Regions from separate parts of the Homo sapiens genome. Here all the other regions are linked to region 3. A link is a contact called in ENCODE Hi-C or POLR2A ChIA-PET data. All regions are on one chromosome and are shown on one strand. Each heading gives the region's core, a stretch centred on a gene start or an enhancer-like site at or near the end of the contact. The rest is flanking DNA. Distances are from core to core; before and after follow the strand shown.

What was found. A loop is a pair of places that touch in the nucleus more often than their neighbours do. ChIA-PET counts read pairs that join two places held with the same protein, here RNA polymerase II (POLR2A). Pooled maps may share reads with other maps.
Region 1: a loop to region 3 is called in a pooled map, with 5 times the contacts of the local background. The contact joins the enhancer-like site here to the promoter of MOSPD2 in region 3. A Hi-C loop is called at or near these places in 2 of 50 pooled maps.
Region 2: a map of CD8-positive, alpha-beta T cell shows a loop between it and region 3 (23-fold over the local background). The contact joins the promoter of RBBP7 here to the promoter of MOSPD2 in region 3. A Hi-C loop is called at or near these places in 4 of 168 maps with a recorded cell type or tissue (CD4-positive, alpha-beta T cell, CD8-positive, alpha-beta T cell and naive thymus-derived CD4-positive, alpha-beta T cell) and 10 of 50 pooled maps.
Region 4: a map of CD8-positive, alpha-beta T cell shows a loop between it and region 3 (7-fold over the local background). The contact joins the promoter of TXLNG here to the promoter of MOSPD2 in region 3. A Hi-C loop is called at or near these places in 2 of 168 maps with a recorded cell type or tissue (CD8-positive, alpha-beta T cell and naive thymus-derived CD4-positive, alpha-beta T cell) and 7 of 50 pooled maps. POLR2A ChIA-PET finds 5 or more read pairs at or near these places in 1 of 52 experiments (activated CD4-positive, alpha-beta T cell).
Region 5: a loop to region 3 is called in a map of HepG2, with 18 times the contacts of the local background. The contact joins the promoter of SYAP1 here to the promoter of MOSPD2 in region 3. A Hi-C loop is called at or near these places in 3 of 168 maps with a recorded cell type or tissue (CD4-positive, alpha-beta memory T cell, HepG2 and naive thymus-derived CD4-positive, alpha-beta T cell) and 9 of 50 pooled maps.

Annotation. Positions count from the first base shown.
Region 1 is chrX:12,890,426-12,895,049 of GRCh38, reverse strand. No RefSeq gene overlaps it. Among named protein-coding and RNA genes, the nearest start is that of TLR8, 14 kb to the left of the region's middle. Within about 2 kb of position 2,134, at least 3 of the 41 ENCODE cell types and tissues checked have a DNase peak (open chromatin) inside an H3K27ac peak, as active enhancers do.
Region 2 is chrX:16,867,288-16,872,159 of GRCh38, reverse strand. It overlaps RBBP7 (RB binding protein 7, chromatin remodeling factor), which reads left to right and starts at 1,798. Exons shown (of 12, transcript NM_002893.4): 1 at 1,798-2,122; 2 at 2,940-3,084. The coding sequence starts at 2,107. RefSeq lists enhancers at 1,104-1,782, 2,792-2,881 and silencers at 1,522-1,831, 2,162-2,211, 2,232-2,571.
Region 3 is chrX:14,871,034-14,875,818 of GRCh38, reverse strand. MOSPD2 (motile sperm domain containing 2) reads right to left here and starts at 2,398. Exons shown (of 15, transcript NM_152581.4): 1 at 2,282-2,398; 2 at 2,061-2,130. The coding sequence starts at 2,290. FANCB (FA complementation group B) reads left to right here and starts at 2,750. Exons shown (of 10, transcript NM_001018113.3): 1 at 2,750-2,833. RefSeq lists a silencer at 2,431-2,660.
Region 4 is chrX:16,783,412-16,788,642 of GRCh38, reverse strand. It overlaps TXLNG (taxilin gamma), which reads right to left and starts at 2,177. Exons shown (of 10, transcript NM_018360.3): 1 at 2,054-2,177. The coding sequence starts at 2,155. LOC124905250 (a long non-coding RNA gene) reads left to right here and starts at 2,377. Exons shown (of 2, transcript XR_007068398.1): 1 at 2,377-2,573; 2 at 2,680-2,983. RefSeq lists a silencer at 1,392-1,831 and enhancers at 1,878-2,610, 2,582-2,781.
Region 5 is chrX:16,717,368-16,722,619 of GRCh38, reverse strand. It overlaps SYAP1 (synapse associated protein 1), which reads right to left and starts at 3,008. Exons shown (of 9, transcript NM_032796.4): 1 at 2,721-3,008. The coding sequence starts at 2,895. RefSeq lists an enhancer at 3,139-3,198.

The DNA of each region.
Region 1 (4,624 bases), core at 885-3,384, 2.0 Mb after region 3:
ACACAAACATATATGGACAGCTATATATATGTGCATACAGAATACATAGGTAGGTGTGTACATGTATATATATCTTAGCAAGTAAGCGCCCCATCATCTTTGACTTAATTAACGGGCGTGAAACACCCAAGCATCATGCCTGTTCACCAACTGTCTTCATGAACTGACAGTCAAGTAGGCAAGCAGGATGAAAAAGACCTAAATCCTCAAACTGGCAAGTTACTGCATGCTTCAAAATGCTATTTATAGGGCGGGGGGTGGTGACAGAAGGGAATGGTTAGTGGTTGGATTGCTCGGAAATATGAGAGAGAGAGAATGTTCAGCTAGAATGTGCAAGAAAGATTACTGATACTCAAATACAGTTTTAAAATGGGGGCCACAGTCTATAAAAAATGGAAATGTAGGAAAAAGAGGATCGGTCACCCAGTTAACTCAAGGCTATACATCTACATCTGCATGGGCAAAAGGAAATTCATGACTGGCCCCATTTTGAGACTTAAAGCAAAAACAATGGAAATAAATGATAGAAACAAATATTCAATAGTCTGTGGCCTTCAACTTCTTTGTAAACTGCCCTCCCATCAGTAAACATTCAACACACAGCCCTACATATTTCTGTATTAATACACTGGGTATATGATAAAAATAGCCACAGACATACTTTTAAAAACATGACTATATCTGTTCTTACATTTTCTTCCCACATCCCCCTTTGGAAGCCCGTCTAAGGGTCTCAGAAGCAGAACATCAGCATCCAGGAGGGATTTCCCACCCCACTAGGTGGCGCTTGGCGCCACATAAGTAGAACCACAGCGTCTATCAGTAAGATGTTATGGAAGTTACGGTAAAGACATCCTTTTACCCACAAATGTAATCAGCAACTCTATCAGGACTTACGAGACTTCAATTCCATTAACCACCTGCCCCTGTCTATCTAATTCTGCCCTAGTGTTCTTGTTCAAATTGTCTTCACCTTTGGGCCCTAAACAGAAATGCCAGTCCTATATAGTTAAATTATACCTGTCCAAAAACAGTGCCCAGCGGGAAGCAATTTGAGTTTAAGTGCAGCTCCACTCCCGGGAAGTAGGTTGAGAGCACCAAAGTTTATACACAAAAGGAAGGAAATTGAGCACAGCTTGGGGGTCTGGGCTTTCCTTACTAAAGTGATCCCTGTAATAACAGTCCCTGGTGTCACAAAGGAAGATGTGGTGCTTCCCAAACTGCTCTGCAAGCCAGTTGCTTCAAAAGTATTCCAGGGATGCGGACTCCTGGGTCCCAGAGATTGAGCAGTTGACTTTGCCTCTCTGATCTCACCTTTATCTCTGAGTTAACCCATCATCTTTAAGATGGAGCTGCTAATACTAGCCTCATAGAGGTGATGTGAAGATTCAAGGGAATAAAGGAAGCATTTAATTTGCATTTGCTGCTTAATAGATGTGACTTCCCTTCCTCCTTCCCCTCCACCCCTTACTGAATGACATTGTCGGGATACCAGTGACTTCATCTTGAGCCCTTCTTCCTAAGATCCTCCTCACTCCCTCCTTGCCTGTCATTCCCTTTGTGGGCCTGCCCTCATGAGCAGGAGCCAAAGTTGGGATTACTTTAAAATGCATCTTCTCCATTCAGAACATGCTTCCTGTGTTCTGTTTTCTTAGGTGGCCTGTTCTGGAGAGTTGATCATCTCACAAATTAATCCATCACAATGTGTTAATGGACAGGAGTGATGTGTTGAAACAACCCTTGGAACGTTGTAAATTAACTGGGAATTTTAGTTACAATGCCTCAATCCAAAGGCAAAGAAATCAATCATGAGAAAAGTAGGCCCAGAAGAGAGATGGGAGCTATAAACTGTTTTATTTAATGCATGTCACCTGTTACTAAGTTCTGTTTGGTGGGCCTCCATCTGGACCTGGTGCAGGGATGTAACCACCATCCCAGGGTGATAGCAGGACAACAACCTAGTTCTGGCTCCCAAAACAGCCCAAGCAATCTTCTCAGCAGTGTGGTCCCCCTGGATAATGGGCCTCAGATATGGTTCATGGAGATGTTACTACAAACTTCTTTTGCTCAAGTCAACTCATGCAATTCACTGTTATGAAATCCCCTGGAATCAATGCCTCATGGTTTTGCCTTGGCCAGTGAGAAGTAAAGCAGCCATGTGTCATACAAGAGCAATATGGCTTCCTAGTTAGCCGTCTCTGTCTAGTTTTACCCTCAGTAGTTGCCACTGGCCAGAAGAATATTGAGAGCCATTTTCTGTTTGTGGGAGCCGCTGTCTGGCTCATCTTTGCTCTAGGGAAGTCTGAAAACTGCCATGAGGCCCCCAGGACTTCCCATTTCCTTCTGGATTTTACCAGACTATTTTTAGTGAGTGTTCAGTGTGAGACACTGTAACATGAACCTTCTCAGTCATTTTAAGTCTGAGCTTTTCCAAAATGTTTAATTAATATAAATTCCCAAGAGGGGGCAGTGATAAACATATGAAGACATGCAACCACTGATGTCATGACAAACATGTTAGAAATGAATTACAACCTGAGATTAGGGGAATCTTAAAGACTGAATTAGTGCTTGAAAGTTGAGATAAGTAGAAAGAATGAATTTGAATGTGTCAGAGTCCAGCCAGTGTCACCTAGGGAAGATTCCATGGAGCCAATTTTAGAAGATCATGCTCACTGAAGCAGGTGGGGGACATGTGTGTGAGAGAGACATAGGTTTCCAACCAAAAGTGCACACAAAACCACACCTTCCAAACAGAAGCATCCACCTGCAACAACGGCTGTCTTCTTTTCATTCTTGTACATTGCTTGACACTTGCTGTGGGTGTCTAGAGCCAAAAAGGAAACCGAGAGGGAGGGGGAGGCAAAAGAAGAAAGGAGGGAAAGAAGAAGAAGAAAAAATAAAAACCTGAAACAGTGTGAAACTGCCCTGTTGTGATTTCATTCTCACTGGCATGGGTGGCCCCTATGTCACCAGGGCCCTTTCCACACCATCTTATGAGTTTGGGACTTATTCTCTTTTTAACCCTCCTTCTTTTTTTTTTTTTTTTGGAGACCAAGTCTCACTCTCTCACCCAGGCTGGAGTGCAGTGGCTTGATCCTAGCTCACTGCAACCTCTGCCTCCCAGGTTCAAGCGATTCTCCTGCCTCAGCCTCCCGAGTAGCTGGGATTACAGGAGTGTGCCACCACGCCCAGCTAATTTTGTATATTTAGTAGAGATGGGGTTTCACCATGTTAGCCAGACTGATCAACCCTCCTTCTTCATAGCGTTGGTTGGCAGGTGGGTTGGTCTCTTGTTCGCCTTCAGTACATTGTTAACTTGGTAAAATGGATTAATTTTCTGTCTTGGTGTTGTCTGAAGCACATCTCTGTTTGAGTCTCCTCAATCATGTTCTTTGATCGTTTCCCTCCGACATAGCTATTGGACTTTGGAGGGTACAAATCATTCCCAATGTTTCTTAGGGTCAAGGGCTTCACCTTCCAGTAGATGCCAGGAGCAGGGTGTGCTATAACTAACTGTTTCTGGAGCACAGCGACCCAAAGCTCCAAGGAGGGATGTGCTCCCACTGTCTGTGACTAAGCCTTTCCCATCAACAGTGTTCTTGCTTACTGAGCATGTGCAGCAGAGGCGGAGGAACAATTCCAACCTCAACTCCACCCCCATGTTAAAATTGGGCCATAAATAAGTAGTAGGATGTGCAACCTGGTCCTCTTGTTCACCCGACTTAGGATGAGAAGGAGGAAGTAAATAAAAAGCATATCTCATGGGAGGGGGAAAGGCATTATAAATAAGAAGAGTGTGTGTCCTTGCTATCCCCATCACAGCTTCCTTGGAGATGGGCACAAGTTACTCACACTCTCAGGTCGCTACATCCCCTTGCATACTCTATATTCCTTGGCCACATGTAAGAGATGATCTGGACCTAAAAGAGTGTCCAGACAGATGGAGCTGGAAGTAGACCTGCAAATGGGGCCGAGAGATCCTGACTCAGGGTCAGGGCTACAATCAGACTCATCCTCTCTCTCCTCTACAAACTGCAGACACTTGTTTTGCCTTTTTCTCATCCATAACATTTGCCTTGCCAAGTGCCTCCCTTGGCTTGGATTCTAAAAATGCCAAGTCTTGCTAAGGTGTAGTATCTATCTGAAGAGAAAGGACACTTCCTGGCCAAGTCAAGGTTGAAAGGGGCTTGGACCAAGGCTTGATGGTGGAAGCGGAATTCATGGAGAATCTGGGAGTTCCTTCCGGGGTGGAGCCAACCAGAGGCCAGTCAGCAGAGAAGCCCCACGTTCAGAGCTTTGTGGGGACCGTCTGTGAACAGCTCCAGTCCTACAAAACTGCACTGAGGGCCCTCAGAAAGTTAGAAGAATGACATGTCAAGATTACCAAAGAATTCAGATAAAAACCATCTGTTGGTGTGCTGTTATTTTCCTACAACAAACCACGGTGCTTAACCTCATGTCAAAATACTCTGTGGTTTCTGAGTTGCATTATTTTCAGTTTCCCTTCCTCTTGATCCATTTCAGAAGATGTTTAAATTGTCTTCAAGTGATTTTATGTGTATATGTGTTTTAATAGAAGACAATTTATAATGACCAAAAGCTGATTTTTTAATGCCATTAT
Region 2 (4,872 bases), core at 549-3,048, 2.0 Mb before region 3:
GCCGCCTCTTGCTTTGCACACGAGGTTCTCTTTGAAGCAGAGCCATAAGGTACAATTATTCTAGAACAAGGTGGGCAAACTACAGTCCTCCGACTAAATCTAACCCACCACATGTTTTTGTATGACCCTCGAGCTGAGAATGGTTTTTCCGTTTTCAAGTGATAGAAAAAAAAAATCAAAAGATTTTGTGACCCGTGAAAACGATTTTAGTGTCTGTAGTTTTATCGGAACGCAGCCAAATGCATCCATATTTTCCATGGCTGCTTTGCGCTGCAAAGCGACAGAGTCGAGCAGTTGCCCCCAAAGCCTAAAATATTTACTATCTCGGTCCTTTTAGAAAAAGTCTTGCCAACTAATGTCCTAGAATATGAGGGCTGTATTGCTTAAACACCCTTCCAACTCTCTTCCCTCTCTAGCCACCCCCTCAGCCTTAGGCACTAACAAGATTCCTTGACCCAGAATGGGGGGAGGGCGTTATAATAATGAACGGTATTGTATCGGAAACAACACAGTAAATATCTACAGAAGGGAATGTGACTGGTTCTGCCACTGACTAACGTCTGGGTTTGCGTCCCGGTCAGAAAAGTGGGCATGACAGCGGCATCTGCAAGATAGCATCTGAGCATGAAGGCACTTGGAAAGGTATCAAGGCAGCAAATGTTCCGGGGGTGCTTTTGCAAGAGGAGCCTCTCCCGGAGCTGGACGTACACTTCGGTTCCCTTTGCACGCAGGCACCTTGGTCGCCTCCCCCAACTCCGTCCCCTCTGCTCCTGGCCCTCATTTTCTTCTATTTCCCTTTTGGCCTTGCAGCCAGCTTTCTCCTCCCCCGACACACTCCTCAGGGGCTATGAAGTTCCTGAGCAGAGCAGGGCTCAGGTAAGCAGGCCCAGGGTAGTTCAGCCCTGCTCTCTCCAGCTCCGCCAGCTTGGGGTGGGGTCGCGCTGGGACCCCTGCAGGTGACAAAAATGACTCAGCAGGGGCCGGGGCTGGGATGAGAAAGGAACGCCAGTGCAGGGACAAAATCCCCTGAAGCGCGAAGAGGCCGCAAACCATCATCTTAAGGACCCAAACATCGAACAAATTAAAATGTAACAGTGTAAATCGGCTTCGGCCCGCCGGCGGCCTGTGCCGCCACAGGCTGCACATTTAGCCTAACAGGGCGGCCCGGCGGCTTTTGCAGGCAGAAAACGCCCGCGGCCTCTCCAAAAGCTCTCCTCCGTCTGAGACCAGCCCCACCTCGGCCCGACCGGGCCCCAGGAAAGGCCAGTCGGCTGGAGGAGAACATTTCAGGGGTGCAGAGAATTGCATGTCCGTGATTATCAGGGAGACTTTGAAGGCACAGTAATCTCTCGAGAACAGGAACCATTTTCCCCTCTTGCTCTGAGATTTTGCTTGGCTAAGCGGCGGCAGCCTCCCTGCCCCCCTCTCACCCCCACCACCGCTGCCGCTACAAGCAACCACGCCCCGCGGGCCCCAAGGCTCGCCGCCCCGGGGCTCGCGGCCCCCACTCAGCCGGCCAGCCGCGCCTCCATCAGCCCCGCCCTCGCGCGCCCCCATCCGCCCCGCCCCCTCGGGCCCTCATCCGCCCCGCCCCCGCGCGCCCCATCCGCCTCCGCGGCCGGCCCTGGGAGCGCCGGGCGAGCCCTCGCGCCTGCGCATCGCCAACTTCCTGCCGCGGCACGCTCCGCCCACCCCCAGAAGCCCGCCTCCGAACGCCGCGTGAAACCCGCCCGCCGCGCGTCATTGGTCTCGGCGCCGGAGCCGTTGGCTCCCAGACCCGCCTCTCCGCCTCCTCTCACTTTTCCCAGGGCGGATGCGCCTGCGCTCAGCTGCCTGGGCGGGCTGGGAGGCGCGGGTTGAAAAGTCTCGTTCCAAGTTTGGAGAGAGAGAGAAGAGCGCCTCAGACCTCGGTACCCGCGAGCGGGGAGGAGGCAGGAAAGAAGGACGCGGCGTCTGGGGAGCACCCAGGCAGCAAGACGGGGCCCGGGCTTTCGACAGTGGGGAGTGTGACGCGCTTGGGAAAGGCAGGAGCGCCAGCGGTCGGGCTGCTCTTGGCTAACGAGAGGAGTCCGAGGCGGCGGCGAGGGGCGAACGACCCGACGCAAGATGGCGAGTAAAGAGAGTAAGAGGCCCTGCGGGGCGGCGCGCGCCGGGGCCGCGGGGGGCGGCGGGCGCGCGAGGCCGCGGCACGCGCCGGCGAAAGGCGCGAATTGGCGTGCGGAGCAGGGGGCGGGGCCGGGCGCGAGACTGGGCGCGCGCCTCGAGGGGCCTGCGCGGGACGGGACCGCCGCGCCGAGGGCTCCGAGCACTTCCGGAGCCGGGCGCGGGGCCGAGGGCTGGGCCCCCCTCTTCCCTTCCCTCCTCCAGCGGCTGCGCTCCCTCCGGCGCCCTCGGCCCCGGGGCGGAGGCGGCCCCCGCCGCTGGGAAGCGAGCGCCGCGGCTCTTTCTACGCGCGCGCGCGCGTTGACCGCCTCGGGGTCGCGGCCCTTGTCCGGGGGTTGCTGGGGTCCTCAGGCCTATGGCTGCCGAGGCGGGCGTCGTGGGAGCTGGGGCCTCCCCTGATGGGGATTGGAGAGACCAGGCCTGTGGGCTTCTGCTACACGTGCATTTGTCTTCCCGACTGGGTCGCGCAGCCCCTGTACGTACAGGTCGTCATCTTAGAACAGGTGCGAACAGCTGTAACAGGGTAAACAATTTCCATGTCCGTGTAATTGACTACCCAACATGGTGTACGCAGGGGGTATTGATCTCAATGGAAAAAATAGGCTTCCTGATTGTTAGTATTTTCTCCACCTTCTGGAAGAGCAGTTAGTTGTCCGTGTCCAAATTAGAGGTAAAAGGAAAGAGTACATGAGGTGTGGCCATCTTGAGGTGACCTCCAATTTCTGACTTTGATCTATCTCAGCCACTTAATCGTGTGGGCTTTCTCCAAATTTCAGTGTTTGAAGATACTGTGGAGGAGCGTGTCATCAATGAAGAATATAAAATCTGGAAGAAGAATACACCGTTTCTATATGACCTGGTTATGACCCATGCTCTTCAGTGGCCCAGTCTTACCGTTCAGTGGCTTCCTGAAGTGACTAAGTAAGGGTTTCTGGCAACTTTTATTTTGTTTAAATTTAACTGTCGTTCTGAATTTCCTAGTTTTGGCGTTTTATGCATAGAACATAAGTATGTAATCAGCCCTTGCATGAGGTGGCAGGTGGTTTTTATTTTCAAAACTTACGTGATTTGTGGGATGATTTCTGGTGTATAGTGTGGTGGTAAAAGGGGAGAAAGAAGCTGTTGTGAGATTAATCGTGTTTGGAGGAAGCACTGAATATATTTGACATTTCCTGGGCTTGAATGTAGAGCAGCATCTTTCTGGGCCCAAACTAATGCGTTTCTTTAAAACTTTACTGAAAAATAGAATATTTACGGAAAAGTTCACACATCTTAAGTGTTGTATGGCTTGATAAATTTTTACAAAGTGAACACACGTAACAGTCATCCAAGATAAATACATTTTAATTGGTAAAGGGAAAAAGACCTTGTCAACAATTGACCAAAGAAAAGATGTTATCGGCTTATGGAATACACTTTGAGATTGCTGTTAGTCTTCATAAGAGTATTCTTTTCTGTTACATCTGCAGTTTCTCTGGTAATAATTGCTGGCATTTATTGAGCACTCAGAACAGGGCCTGGCACATCTGAAGAATCTACGTCCTGTTGTTTGTTGTAATCCTCATAATAGTACTATGCTGTAGGTACTTTTCATCATCCTTGTTTTACTGATAAGGAAACTGGGAGTGAGAGTTTAAGTGCCATCCCAAGATCACACAGCTGGTCCCTGCATTAGACTGCCTTTCTCATTCACTTGCACCTTTTCTAGTAGGAACTTGACCATGTACTTTTAAAGTGTATTAAATATGGGGTCAGGCACAGTGGTTTATACTCCTGTAATCCTAGTGCTTTGGAAGGTTAGCTTGAGCTCAGGAGTTCAAGGCTGCAGTGAGCCATGATTGCGCCACTGCATTCTAGCTTAGCCAACAGAGTGAGACCGTGTCTCTCAAAGAAACAAAAAACAAGCATCTTAAATTTGGGTGTTGCGGACATATAATTTAAAGAGGATTAAATGAAACTCTAACCTAAAAAGAGGATTTTGCAACAAGTTATAAAAATAATAAGCTAATTTTGGCTGGGTGCGGTGGCTCACGCCTGTAATCGTAGCACTTCGGGAGGCCGAGGCAGGCGGATTGCCTGAGCTCAGGAGTTCAAAACCAGCCCAGGCAACAAGGTGAAATCCCATCTCTACTAAAATACCAAAAAAAAAAAAAAACCGGGCGTGGCAGCGTGTACCTGTAGTCCTAGCTACAGGCTACAGGGAGGCAGAGGCAGGAGAATTGCTTGAACCTGGGAGGCGGAGGTTGCAGTGAGCCAACATCGCACCACTGCACTCCAGCCTGGGCGAGAGCGAGACTCCATCTCTTAAAAATAAAAATAATTATTATAATAATAATCTAATGTATATAAAACTGCTCTTACAGTGGCCGGGTTCTCCATATGCAAACATTGATTTCTATACAGATAGGAATTTCCACTAGGCTTCCCAAAAATCTAAATATAAATGTACAGATGTGGGAAGAGTAGAGAAGAACTAAATGATGGAGACTTGGAAGCATTGACGTTTACAGCCACAACAGATTGAAAAATAGATTAAGCATCATATACTCGGGTATTCAAGTTCTGGTTTGGAGCATCGTGTGCATTTGCCTCTTTGGTCTGTTAAGCAGATTTAAAATGTATTAACTAAATTTACCTTTTGGGGGATCTTTTTGACCCACTGTAACATAATAGAAAACAGCAGGGGCTTTAAACTTAGAGACCTGGGTT
Region 3 (4,785 bases), core at 1,149-3,648:
ACATTTAATAATCAGTGAAGGCCTCTCGGATACATTTAAACACTGAAGAGAAAAAAGGACCAAGCCATGCGCAATACCTGGGTAAAATCTTCCCAGGCAAAGAGAAGTGGAAAAGTCCGAAATTGAAACAGCCCCATTCTGTTTGAGGAACACAAGGCAGTGTGGCTAGTCGTGGTTTTTCAACTGGGGGTCACATTTTAAATTGTGATGTTAAGTTTGTGGGTAATTTCATTTTTTAAAAGGAAGTCAAATAGAAAAAAATACATCGAGAGTCACATGTTTTCAGAAGTATTCTTTAATGAAATTTTGCTTCAGTTATGTGAGTGTGCACGTTTGTCCTGGGTTGCAACATATAACACGTATCTTACTTTGAACGGTGGTCAAATCTGCACTAAGCAAGCAGAGTAGTAACAGATGAGGATGGCGGGTGGGGGCTGGCAAGAGCCAGATCACACATGGCCTTGAATTACAGGCCACCATAAAGAATTGGGATTTTATTCTAAACGCAGTTGGAAAGGCACTGAAGGGTTTCAAGCTGGAGAGTGACATGATCTAACTTGACATCATGGTATTGCCAAAAGATTACTGTAGTGAAAATCAGAAGACATGAGCACTAGTCCTGGCCTAGCCAATAACATCAGGGATTTTGAGCAAATCTCTTAATCTCTCTAGACCTCACTTTCTTCATTTTAAAAATGAGGAGGTTGCCCCAAGATGACCTTTAAGATCTTGTTTATTGCCTAATTTCTGCCTGTATTCTGCTTCCTCCCTTGGGCATAAATAAATGACTATTGGGGTGTTACTAGCTCATTAGGTCGAATTCTGAGTTACTTCTTAAAATATTATAAACCATGTATTAACAGCTATAATAGTTACATTTCTGTAGAAAGCAATTGAAGAAGGATCTCTTTATTGGAACCAGCTATATTATTAGAAATGGGAACTCTGGGTGAAAAGTGAATCAAGTGCTTTTGCAACTCTCTGGAACAAAGTTTGGGGTGTGAAGAAAATTGGCAAGGAGGTATGAAAAGATTTACTGACAAGTATTTGAAACCGATTTCCATATTTGTTCTATGTCATCAACTGATGTATAATCTAGGATGGTTTAAAGTTGCAGGGAACCTCTGCTGAGTACTAGTCAAGATGTAGAAGCTTAACTCCTTTCACAGTAACCAAAATGACAACTGAGGCAAAATATTCACTGAGAATCCACTATATTTTAAGACATGCTAGATGGTTTATGTTTTTTTAAAAAATTTAATCCTACTAACTTTATTATTTGCACTTCACAGATATGAAAACGGGCTCAGAATAGACAAGTAAGCTATGTAGTGGCAGGGTTAGGATTACAATCAATCTTAAGGTAGGCAACATATAAATCCTTATTTAATTCCATATTTACAATAAGTTATTCCGTATGTTTTACAAAATTACTGTACAAGCATTAAATATTCAGTTAAGTACCTGACAACTCAAGTATCTGTGACATCTGGACACAGAATGTTCAACCAATAAATCAATTCTGGACTCATAGGTACTTTGCAAGATACAGTTTGGGATAAGAACTTGTTCCAGCATTGGAGGGCCTATTTTGTGGGTAGCATGCTGGGTTGTATGAAAGCCAAATCAAACAAAATATCCAAGGAATTTGTATACCCAATTAAGTACACATCAATAGTATTATGGCAGTTTCCAGGTACATTTTCGCTAGTGTTGCTGGTGAAAGGCCAGCAGTGGAACCGTGGACTGGACAATGTCACCCGTGTTGTGGGCCTAACAAGTATCCTGCAAGTTCCATAAACACGAGGGCATGCTAAAAACTTAACCGATTTCCAACTTACATTAACCCTTTAAAGGGAGCATGGGACACACCACTTGACCATTTGAAGCAGTGCACACGGCTTGTCATGGAGAGGAAAACCTTTGAGACGTGCCCAGCATCATTCCTGTGAGGGTCGAAAGGGTCCCTAACACCTCCCACAAATACACTCACAAACACTCCAGCAAAGTTGGGGATGCTCACTGCACACCTTTCTTAATACCTGGAACAGAGTACCCACCTGTCACATACTCAGCTTCGAACCTCCTCCGGGTCTCAGAGATGAGCTTGGCTTTATTCTGGGCGTGATTCTGGATGGGAGACACGATGGGACCTTAGATACTACTTGCATCAACCCGCTTACCCTCAACCCAGCCCACCTGCACACGGGCGCTCGGTCCCCGGGCCTCAGAGGCGGCTTCCGGGTCCGGGGGGCCAGCGGCGGTGCAATAGGCTCCTCACCTCTGCCATGATCACCGTCGTGGATGTGATTGCGGTTGTCGCCGTCGCCCGTTCTACCGTCGCCGACCGAGTATCTCATCACCCGGCAGTCCCGCCCAGAGGTAGACAGAGAAGGGTGGGAGGGGGAGGCGGTCGCGTGACACCGGAAGGCGGACAGAAGCGCCGCCGCACCGCCCAATCCAATGCGGACGCCTGGGTCTGGAGGCGGGACCAGGCCCTCAGCCTAGGTCCCATTCGATTCTCGTCTGGCCTCGCCCCGCGACATCCCCCGCACTGCGGTCCCGCCCCCGCCAGCCGCGAGATCGCCGGCGCTTCCCCCGCGGAGCTCCGCCCTAGAGAGCTCGCGGGCTCTCTGCTTTCACAACACTCCCCAGGGCCCCGCCTCCTCAGCCTCCCTTGGCCACCTCTCCTGGCTGGCTTCTAGGCTCCGCCTCCTCTGCGTTCGACGCAGCCTCCGCCCGGCCTCCCAGGATGCAGCGCGCTGGCGGGAGGTTTGGAGCAGATGGATACCGTATCGACGTGGGGCCTCCGGTATGTTGCCGCTGCGTTGAGGTAGGATGGGGCTGGCGAGTCTTCCCTTCCCAGGACTTCGCAGAGGGGGCGATGGGGCTGGATTTCCTCCCCTTGTCCCCGCATTGCGGGAGAGAGGGAAGGAAGCGGGCATCCCGAGACCTGGGTCTGTCATTCCTTGCAATGATAATTGGATTTTAAGTGCTACATTCGCTTGAAGTTTTTTTCATCCCTTCAGTATCCTTCCAACTTGGAGTGTGAGATGCTTAATGAGCAAAATATCTCTGAAATCTTTAATCTCAAATAATTATATAAAGTTAAAAAAAGCGTGTTTCGGCTTATTAAGGTAGTTGTGTTCAGCCGGGGGGGTGGGGGGGTGTGTGTGGGGGGGGCGGTTTTACCACCCAGGGGACCTTTGGCAACCTCTGGAGACATTTTTAGTCACCACTGCTAGGGGCCGGGGGCAAAAGAGATGCTCACTGGCTACTAGTGGATAGAGACCAGGGAAGCTGCCAAACATCCTCCAGTGTACATGAAAATTCACAACAGTTATCCAGCCCAAAATGTCAATAGTGTCAAGGTTGAGAAAGATTTAGATTTAAAGGGACTGGAACAAATTTTATTCGTCAGTTAAAAACAATTGAAAGAAAATAGTTGCGCATACAATATTGCCTTTTTTAAAGTTGAAAGATACTGAAAACTACAAACAAGTTGTAAGAATAGTCCCCCATATTTCCATCAACCGTAGTCATCCATGACAGAATGGCATGTTAGCATCTTTTGTCCTAGACTTTTAAATATATTTACATTTTTTATGGGAAAAAATGAACACATTGTTTAAACGTTGTTTGACTACATCCTTAAAAGATATTTCAGATATAACTAAAGTCTCCTTCTACCTCTACTCACCTATCCTGGACACTTCCTTGTCCAGAATCAACAGCATTCAGAATTTGGCATGAAATGTTTACAGTTTTACATTTTTTTATTTTGGATCATACTGCCTGGGTTTGAATCCTGGCTCTGTCACTTCTTATCTGCAAGCCTTTGAGAAGATCCTGAAACTCCTTGCCTCAGTTTCTCCATCTATAAAATGGGATAGTAACAGTGCCTATGTCATAAGGATGTTGTGAGGAAGAAACGAGTTAATCCAAAGTGCTTAGAGCAGTACCTGGCACTGTTTCTTCAGGAAAAAAAAAAAAAATAGTACATGGCACTATTTCTTGAGAAAGCACTCAGGGACTGTAGTCATTGTAGGTAAATAGAACATATATAATGCTGTTTTATTTGTTTTACATAAATAATATGCTGCAGTGTACATTTGTCTGCAACTTAATTTTTAATTCATTTTATTTTTGAAATTTAACCATGATTATATATATATATACACACACACACACACACATATATAGATAGATAGATCTAATTCATTCCTTTTAACTCTTGTTTGATAGTCCATCTATACTCATTCCCCTATTGGTGTTCATTGAGGTTTTTACTTTTTTTATATTGCAAATATCAGCACAGTGAGCTTCTAGAGCAATGTATTCATTCATATGTGGGATTATGTCTCTGGGTTTATATCTACAAATGAAACTACTGGGTATATGCATTTCAGTTGACTGCCAAATTACCTTCAGAGTCATCTCTCCCTTTTATTTAAGTACTCATAATTTTCTTCTAATTGTTAGCTCTTTTTCCAGTCTGATCTCACTCACACCTTTAACACTGTCACCAGGATCTTCATAACTCAAAAGTACAGTCCTGTGATTTCTGTTTTTGAAGTCTTTCAGTGGGTTATCATTACTTATATGAGAAATTTATAAGTCCTTAATATGACATAAAAATCTTCTTTAGCGTAATCTTCCCAAATCCTCTAATTTAGTTGATCACGATTCTCCCGCATTTACTCACATTTCAGGCATATTAGATAATGTTGAAAAAGGTGAGATCAATTCTGTATAGGACCCAATAAATAACTTATGTAGGGAGAA
Region 4 (5,231 bases), core at 928-3,427, 1.9 Mb before region 3:
AGAGACAGGGTCTCACTCTGCGGCCCAGGCTAGCCTCCTGCTTCAGTCTCCTGACTAGGTGGTACTACAGGTGCATGCCACCATAGCTGGCTTAAAAATGATTCTTGCAAACACAAGATAATTCACCCAATTTGTTAAATGAAAATTCAAAGATTAATATTTTACCATGTATTTGAATGCCGTCACTGTCAGTTAGAAATCAAAAAGAAAAAGATGCTCAGAAGAGCATAAGCAAAGAAGAATGGAGTATGAGGTACATAAACAAAAATGAGTAGACACACACATGACTATTCCTATCCAGCTGTTAACCAGAGCTCTGCACCTCAAAGGGTCATTACCTCCTATCTTGGTTATTTTAAATGCTAGTTGATTAAACCTCAGTTCCTAATTCAACGACTTTTTGTCCTTATCCCAGTGTCATAAAAGGGAACTTATATCCTCAATTGCAGTGGCTTTTTATCAGAGTCCTCCTCCCCTGGGGAACCTACGAAATCAAACACTGAGATTGGCACTCCACCCTTAGGGAATAAGTGAAGTGTCCAAAGTGATGGTGTTGAATCCCTTACAGGACATTGGTCCACAGCTTCTTTTTCAGTCCTGCAAGCACTGGATCTTTCTTTTAGAATACAAAGAGAGGGAGAGAAAGAAAGAGAGGTAATTGAGAAGTAGTAACACTGTCATGCAGAAACATGAAAATACCTGACCTTAGAAACAGGCCCCAAAAAGCTAATTCTTAACACTCTGCTCAGACGTAAACTGGACCTTTGTTCTCCCATTTGAAGTTTATGAATTGCATTAGAAAAATATTATTTCGTAATTTCATACAGGAGTTAAGAGTGTTCAAATACATAATTAAGTAATATTAAATAGCCCTCGGTGATCAAGCAAGATATCCAACAAGTCGAACGTTTCAGTATGTTCACCTGCAAGGAAAAAAAGAGATGGGGTTCCCACCTTCCCAGTCTCAGTCCCCGCAATTATCCATTCCAGGGCCCCGAAAACCCTGTACCCCGTTCGTTGTGCAATCTTTTTCAAACTCCACCCACTGAGCTCCAGAACAAGTGGAATTGTCCCGTTCTGAAAGAGGTCTCAATTTTCCTGTATCTAGGGAGGGACTGAAAACTCCTTGACGTGAGTCAAGTAAGGCAAGGGGAACAGTCCGGCCTGTTTCCCAGATTAAGAAAGACCCAAGGCCAGGGTCGGGAAGGCATTCAAGTTTCCACTCATCAAATTAAAAAAATAATAAATGAAAGAAAAAAAAGAGGGGAAAAAAGAGGAGGGTGGTAAATAGGACTGGGAGGACCAGCTATCATGCGATATCCCAACTCTGCAGGACCGAGGTCCTCCAGCATCGCCTCCCCATCCATCCCCGGCCCCACGTGCAGCCAAGCCCTCGGAGCCCCGGGGTCTAGGTCCCGGGGGCCGAGCGTCCCGCTCGCACCGGCCCTGCGACACTCACCCGCTCGCCTGCCCGCCCGCGCAGTGGCGGGGAGCGCAGGGGGGCGGGGGAAGGGGGGCCAAGCACACCCCGGCTCCCGCGCGGTTATCTTACTGCGCAACAGCCTAGCCTGAGCAGCCCGGGGGCACCCCGCAGCGCGCCCTGCGCACCTGCCCGACGCCAGGAGGGCGAGCCCACGACCCCAGCGAGCCCCCGGACGGCGGCGCTCAGCGCCGGGAGCACGGTGACGGCGGTGACTGGGAGAAGGAACGCCTGGCGCCCGGATCCCCGCGGTGCTGGCCGCACGTGGCTGTCACACCTGGCGCACCCCCGCCTCGCACCCCTTCTCCCTTAGAACCGCGTGCGCCCCCTGCCCTCCCTCCCGGCTTCCCCGCCGCGCGCCGCCAAACCCCAACCGTCGTCCCTTCCCACCCCATCCATCGCGGTCCCACCCCCCCCCACCTGCTCCCACTGTCGTCACCCCCGGGAGGGAAGAAGACCGGATGTTCGTCCCGTGGCTATAGGTAACCAGGGAGAGAGAAGAGGTGGACCCTGAAAAAGGGAGCCCAAACATCCCCCGGGCCCGACAACAACGAGGGCGTCCCCCTGACTGACCTTCTGCCGCGGGCTGCGTCGCCGTCCGCCCCGTCCGGCCTCAGTCGCCTCTTCGGCGCCGCCGCCTCTTCCCCGCGCTGCCTCCTCTACCCGCGTCGCCATGAGGTGACGGCAGCAGCCAAACAAGCGGCCCGACAAGGGGCACAGAATCTCGCAGGGCCTTTCGCCCCGCCCCCGAGCCCCCACGACCAATCGCCGCATGTGAGACTTCCCACGTGACCGGAGGAGGTTGGCCCCCGAGGGGACGGAGCGAGATGGGGATGGGGAGCATTGAATACTGGGCTGGGCTTCAGCAAGACCGAAGGGCAGATAGAGGCCGTGTGAGTCTGCGCGGATCGGGAATGGGACTCGGGAGTGGACTACAAGTCCCAGCAGGGCGTGCGGCCACAGCTCGCAGGCTCGGATCGGGATTGGGACATAAGGCGGCGTTCTGAAAAGGGGAGAGTGCTGCACCCAGTGTGCTTCGTGTGCATCCTAGTGGGACTTGCGGTTTCTGGGGGCGATGTCTGGCTATAGGAAGGTACTCGTTATGATCTTTCGCGGAAAGTTTAGAAATATCCCCGTGTTTGAGAAGGAGCACGATCGGCGACACATTCTTGTGTTTTTGTTTTTGTTGCCGTTCTTAGGAATTGGGCGCGAATGATTTGGGGATAAGGGAAAATACTTCACGACTTTCAAGACGGAAGGTGTATTGGCTCTTAGAATTTGAAGTTTCGTGCTCGGGCACCTGCCCCGAGCCCTGCCCCTCCACCAGAGTTGTTACCACGGTTTACTTGTCCCGAGCTCCCGCGGGATAGGTGCCGCATTCTATTCACCTTGGTTGAACCGCCCCGGCTTCTGCACACTTACTTGGCACTTCATTCATGTTGAATGTATCCTGCTTTCTCCCACCCCATTTACTCGTTTCATTACCTAAATTTTTTCAACAAACTCGGTTTGCTGAACCGAATTTTTTTTTTTATTGATATGATGTTGGGGGGGAGAGGGGAGATTTCCTCAGGAATATTCCCTATTTCCATCTGATGGAACCAGATCTCCAATGGCCGAGCTTCTGAAAGGCACAGACCATCATGAAATCCTGATATATTGTCTTAAATAATTCATTATGAGGCCGGGCGCGGTGGCTCACGCCTGTAATGCCAACACCTTGGGGGACCGAGGCGGGTGGATCACAAGGTCAGGAGTTCCAGACCAGCCTGGCCAACACAGTGAAACTCCGTCTCTACTAAAAATACAAAAATTAGCCGGGCATGGTGGTGGTGGTGGGCTTTTCTTTTTTCTTTGTTTTTGTTTTCCCAAGACGGAGTCTTGCTGTCACCCAAAGCTGGAGTGCAGTGGCACGATCTCAGCTCACTGCAACCTCCGCCTCCCAGGTTCAAGCAATTCTCCTGCCTCAGCCTCCCGAGTAGCTGGGATTGCAGGCACGTGCCACCACGCTGGGCTAATTTTTGTATTTTTAGTAGAGAGAGGGGTTTCACCATGTTGGCCAGGCTGGTCTTGAACTTCTGACCCCCTGATCTGCCCTCCTCGGCCTCCCAAAGTGCTGGGATTACAGGTGTGAGCAACCGCCCCCAGCCGGTGGTGGGCTTCTGTAATTCCAGCTATTTGGGATCTGAGACAGGAGAATCGCTTGAACCCGGGCAGCAGAGGTTGCAGTGAGCCAAGATCGTGCCATTGAACACTCCAGCCTGGGTGAGGAGAAACTCCATCACACACACACACACAAAAGTAAGTTATTCCTCAAAAAAAAATTTTTTTTTAGAGATGGGGCATTATGTTGCCCAGGCTGGTTTCAAATTTCATGATTTTCTATATTGTTTAAGTATGTATGGAATGAAAAAAATCAATAAAGTTATCTTTATTAAGGAAAGAGGCCGGCCACGGTGGCTCACGCCTGTAACCCCGGCACTTTGGGAGGCCGAGGCGGGCGGATCACCTGAGGTCAGAAGTTCAAGACCAGCCTGACCAACGTGGTGAAACCCGGTCTGTGCTAAAAATAGAATTAGCCAGGCGTGGTGACACGTGCCTGCAATCCCAGCTACTAGGGAGGCTGAGGCAGGAGAATCGCTTGAACCCGGGAGGCGGAGGTTGCAGTAAGCCGGGATCACGCCATTGCACTCTAGCCTGGGCAACAAGAGCGAGACTCCGTCTCAAAAAATAAAAAGAAAAGAAAAGAACTATGCCATTAACCCCAAGCCTTCAGAGAAATGAAAAATATTTAATTGAATTAAATGCATATCTTTTTTTTTTTTTTTTTTTTTGAGACAGAGTTTTGCTCTTGTTGCCCAAGCTGGAGTGCAGTGGCCAATCTCGGCTCACTGCAACCTCTGCCTCCCGGGTTCAAGTGATTCTCCTGCCTCAGCCTCCCAAGTAGCTGGGATTACAGGCGCGCCCCACCACGCCCAGCTAATTTTTCTATTTTTAGTAGAGAGGGGGTTTCACCACGTTCGCCAGAATGGTCTTCATCTCTTGACCTTGTGATCCGTCCACCTCGGCCTCCCAAAGTGCTGGGATTACAGGCCTGAGCCACCGTGCCTGGCCTCTTTTTTTTTTTTTTTTTAATGCAGAGTCTTGCTCTGTCGCCCAGGCTGGAGTGCAGTGGCATGATCTCAGCCCACTGCAATCTGCACCTCCCAGGTTCAAGGAATTCTCGTGTCTCAGCCTCCCTAGTAGCTGGGATTACTGGCGTGCACCACCACACCCGGCTAATTTTTGCATTTTTAGTAGAGATGGGGTTTCGCCATGTTGGCCAGGCTGCTCTCAAACTCCTGGCCACAAGTGCTCTGCCCGACTCGTCCTCTGCCCAACTCGTCCTCCCAAAGTGCTGGGATTACGGGCTTGAGCCGCAATGCCTGGCCTATCCTTTCTTTATGTCCAAGACTTTAAGGGTCATCCAATGTTCTGTTTACATTGATCTCACCTTTGCGCCAGGACTATTGTCTTTTAACTGTGCCTGCAGGCGTGGCTCACACCTGTAATCTCAGCAGTTTAGGAGGCTGAGGCAAGAGCATCGCCTGAGCCCCGGAGTTTGAAACCAGCGTAGGCGACAAAGCGAGACCTCGTCTCTAAATAAATAAAGTTATCAAATAAAAAAGCCGGGCGCTGTGGCTCACGCCTGTAATCCCAGTACTTTGGGAGGCAGAGGAGGGCGGATCACCTGAGGTCAGGGGTTTGAAAC
Region 5 (5,252 bases), core at 1,759-4,258, 1.8 Mb before region 3:
GAAGTATTTAGTGTCCAGTCTTGAAGGTAGGCACTCAACAAATATATGCAGAACAAATGGGGCTCCCAGGAGATTTTTTTTTTTTTTTTTGTGAGATGCAGTCTCACTTTGTCACCTACACTGGAGTGCAGTGGCGCGATCTCGGCTCACTGCAACCTCCGCCTCCCGGGTTCAAGCGATTCTCCCGCCTCAGCCTCTTGAGTAGCTGGGATTATAGGCGCGCACCACCACGCCCAGCTAATTTTTGTATTTTTAGTAGGGACAGGGTTTCACCACGTTGGTCAGGCTGGTCTCGATCTCCTGACCTCGTGATCTGCCTGCCTTGGCCTCCCAAAGCTGCTGGGATTATAGGCGTGAGCCACCGCACCCGGCTGATATTTTATGTAGATTTCAAAAGACTTAAGAAATGAATCTACTCTGGGAGTCAGGCTCACAGATGTTTAATTCCAGTTTTCAAAACATAAATGGGTCTTCTTAAAGACAATATACTTCTTAGGATCAATATGTAGAAATAAAAAATATCTGATCATCTCTCTTGTCTCTCACAGTTTGTATATGAACTAGAACCTTTACGACTTTCTAAAATCACATAAATTTCAGAAAAGAAAGAATTCTCATTTATTCTGAAGCTTTAAATTCACAATGTGTGTGTGTTTGTGGGTACTTCCATCTAACCTCAGCTTCCGTAAATATCAAAAGAGAATCTGGTGAGCAGAAAGATGGCAGCATTAGCTCCAAAGTACACATCCATATGAAAAATGCAGTTATTAGAAAATATTCAGAGGGGCCAGGCACGGTGGCTCACGCCTGTAATCCCACCACTTTGAGGCCAAGGTGGGTGAATCACTTGAGATCAGGAGTTTGAGACCAGCCTGACCAACATGGTGAAACACTGTCTCCATTAAAAATACAAAAAAAAAAAAAATTAGCCAGGTGTGGCAGCGTGTGCCTGTAGTCCCAGCTACTCAGGAGGCTGAGGCAGGAGAATTGCTTGAACCCAGGAGGTGGAGGTTGCAATGAGCCGAGATCGTGCCATTGCACTCCAGCCTGGGCGACAGAGCAAGACTATTCTATCTGGGGGCCTTGGGCTGAGATTATACACTGTCATGGTTTGAGATTATGTCTGTTTTCCCTGTCCTTTCATCCCACAGTAAACTTTTAAACGTTAGGGCCCAGCCTGCCCAACATCGCGAAACCCCATCTCTACTAAAAATACAAAAATTAGCTGGGCGTGGTAGGGCATGCCTGTAATCCAAGCTACTGGAGAGGATAAGGTAGGAAGATCACTTGAACCCTGGAGGTGGAGGTTGCAGTGAGCCAACATCGTGCCACTGCACTCCAGCCTGGGCGACAGAGTGAGACCCTGTCTCCAGAAAAACTGTTCGGCCCTTTCTTACTCAAATATGTGTTTATCTACTCTCAGGCTGCTCTCCTCCCACATCCCTGTCTCCACCCCCATCCCCCCACCCCCATCTTTTAGTAGATTCTTCAAATGTTGCTGAACTTAGTATCTACCTTTGTTGCAGTTCTCTCACTTGTAGTGCTGGGCTGCTTTAGGGCTCACCTCCTCAAAGATGCTTTTTTGTTTTGTTTTGTTTTGTTTTTTTGAGATGGAGTCTTGCTCTGTCACCCAGGCTGGAGTGCAGTGGTGCGATCTCAGCTCACTGCAACTTCCACCTCCCCAGTTCAAGCGATTCTCCTGCCTCAGCCTCCTGAGTAGCTGGGATTACAGGTGCCCGCCACCACGCCCGGCTATTTTTTGTATTTTTAGTAGAGACGGGGTTACATCGTGTTGGCCAGGCTGGTCTCGAACTGCTGACCTCATGATCCGCCCACCTCAGCCTCTCAAAGTGCTGGGATTACAGGCCTGAGCCACCATATCCGGCCTCAAAGATGCTTTCTGTGATCACTGAAGCCCACCATGGTCTCTCCAGAAATGAGAATTACTACAGCATGTGTTTACTCCACGTCTATTATCACCTGTCCCCCAACCCCTGTAGACTGTAAACTTGGAAAGAGCACGGGCTTTAAAATGAGAAAGATCGAAGCTCAAATTCCACTTCTACCACTCACTATCAGTATAACTTTGGCCCAATAACTCTGGGCTTGTTCCCCCAACTCACTGGGGGTGTTTAACAGATGAAATGGGATATCTTTCATAAAACATCTAGTACTGCAACTTGCGTATAGCAGACAGTTGGCATTTTCTCTCCCTCCTTAAGGAAAAAGGTCTCTGTACCTAAAAAGCATTTGACCGGGGCAGACATTGACATTCAGTAACTGTCAGTTTACTTCAGACAACACGTTCTGACCTAGGGGCAAAAAATTATTTTTTCAACCAATTCAAGCTCGCCAACTATCCCCGATCTGGGGGGTGTAAATGAAGGTTTTCGAGTTGAACAAAAAAGATTCCTTGTCAAACCTGAAGACGTCGGGTCACACTGCTTGACTGCATACCTGATTCCAATGTCTGCAAACTTTGTAGACTTGTCACCAGGAACTTCAGGGACAGGACCTGACTGCTAGATGAAGCTCTGGCCTCGTCCAGATCCTCACCAATCTCTCCCGACCCGGAGAGGACTGACCGACAGACACATCTTCCTCCCCTGCCTCCCACCTCGGCCCCCTCATCCCCCAGCCAGTCGGGCCCGCGCCCCAGGGCCGTCCCAGAGGAGGAATGCGCCCCCCCCTTCCCGGTCCCAGAGCCAGGGTAGACTCACTGCCGAAGTCTTTGGCCTGGTGGAGGAGCTCCTGGTCTCCCGCTTGCTGCAGCTCCTCCTCCGCAGACTCAGCCACCGTCTCGGACGGCTGCTCGGGTGGAGCATCTCCATTGGGCTGCCCACCGCCTGCCACCGGCTGCTGCAAGCCCAACCAACTGCTCAAGCCCCGGAACATCCCGCTCGCGGGCCGCCGCCGCGGTCCCGATCCCCAGAGACCGCAGCGAGCACTGGTTGCCTTTGACTCCACTCTGCGCGACTCCCAGGGAGATGTCCGGAAGTCGGAGGAACACCGCAGCCGCCGCAGCCCCGCCTCTATGACGACTCCGCCGCGGCCGCGCAAGCGTCACTTCCGTCCAAAGGCTCCGCCCCTGGTGACGTCAGTTGTGACAACTGTTTTGTGCGCGTGGATAGGGGACAAAGAGCTTTCCCAGCGTAGCCCTGCCTTCCCTCTTTTCCTCATTCGCCAGCTTTGTAGGTGACTGACCTAGTAGGCATGTGGACGGTGTCTTTGTCACAGTCCTAGCCAGTCCCATTTTAAGATTGCCTCTAGGCAGCTTGGCTGGTGACTTAGTCTCGCCTTTTCAGGTCCCGCAGGGCTGCGTTCCCGCAGAATTGGATGTCTTTAGCCTCCTCCTGAGCCCAATTCAAAACTAACCCAAAGCCGCCAAGCCCAACAGGGAATAAGAGGACAGAATAAGGTGTTAAACAACACAATGGGATGCTGTCAGCAGAATCTAGACTATGAGAAGCCACAGGACAGACAACCTTGTTTCTTCAAATAAATTGCAAGGAAGAGAGGAGTGTGGTGGGGAACCTATAGATTAAAAAAGACTTAAGAGATGTAACACATGGCCCCTTGTGCATTTTATTAGGATCCTAATTCAGCAAACACATTGAAAAAAATAGTATGATACTTATTATAAGAACTGGAAATTTGGACACTGGGTAGTTGATAAAATTAAGGAATTGTGAAATTACAAAATTTTAATTGTGGTAAAATACACAAAATTTACCATCTTAATATGATTTACCATCTTAACCGTTTCTAAGTGTACAATTCAGTACTGTTAAGTACATTTACATTGTTGAGCAATCAATCTTCAGAACTCTTCATCTTGCAATTAAAAGAATGAAAAATAGTCCGAGTGCGGTGGCTCACGCCTGTAATCCCAGCACTTTGGAAGGCCGAGGCGGGAGGATCACAAGGTCAGGAGTTCGAGACCATCCTGGCTAACACGGTGAAACCCCGTCTCTACTGAAAATAGAAAAAAATTAGCCGGGCGTGGTGGCGGGCGCCTGTAGTCCCAGCTACTAGGGAGGCTGAGGCAGGAGAATGGCGTGAACTCGGGAGGCAGAGGTTGCAGAGTCCATTCTCAAAAAAAAAAAAAAAAGAAAAAAGAAAAATAGAACTTCATCTTGCAAAACTGAAACTACCTATGAAACAACTCCCCATTCCTGTCCTTGTCATCCCCCTCCTCCCCCCATTCTACTTCTTGTCTCTATGGATCTGACTAGATACCTTAATATAAGTGGAATCATTCAGTATTTGTCTGTAACTGGCTTCTTTCACTTAGTATAATGTCCTCAAGGCTGTGTCAATTTCTTTTTAAGAGTGAATAGTATTCCCTTGTATGTATACACCACGTTTTGTTTATCCATCTGTTTATCCACCGCACATATTGAGATTTTACCAAAGAAATGATACCATATCTGGGCCAGGCGCAGTGGCTCACGCCTGTAATCCCAGCGCTTTGGGAGACCGAGATGGGTGGATCACCTGAGGTTAGGAGTTTGAGACTAGCCTGACCAACATGGTGAAACCCCGTTTGTACTAAAAATACAAAAAATTAGCTGGGTGTGCTGGCGGGCGCCTGTAATCCCAGCTACTCGAGAGGCCGAGGCAGGAGAATCACTTGAACTCAGGAGGCGGAGGTTGCAGTGAGCTGAGATCCTGCCATTGCCCTCCAGCCTGGATGACAAGAGCAAAACTCCGTCTCAAAAAAAAAAAAAAGAAAAAGAAAAAAAGAAATGATGCCACGTCTGGAATTTGCTTCAAATTAATACAGGATGGGGGTGGGGGGAATGGGGGGGGATATAGATGAAACAAGCCTGGCCATGGGTTGAAGCTGGGTAGTTAAACATTTGTCTTTTTTATATTTTTAACTTTTCCCACAATAACATGTAAAACTAACAAAAAACTAGTGATGTGCATAACTACCCCTTCAGAGCAGGGAGTTCATGGACACATTTCCCAAGCACAGTCTTCAGTCATTAATTGTGGAAGGACATCCATGATTCCTTGCTCCCCAACTATTTTGAGAAGAGGAGGACAGTTCCGGTGACCTGAGGGAATACATGAGGAATTGATTACAACTCTGATTTCCCTGCTGTCCAGTTTTCCAGCCTGACTTATATTTATATTTTATTCAGGTCCAGGATTTTAGGTTATCAAGCCCAACCTGTTTTTTTCTTTCCCCCAAACAGCTGAGATTTAAACAATTCACCTGTTTAAAGTGTACAATTCAATGGTAT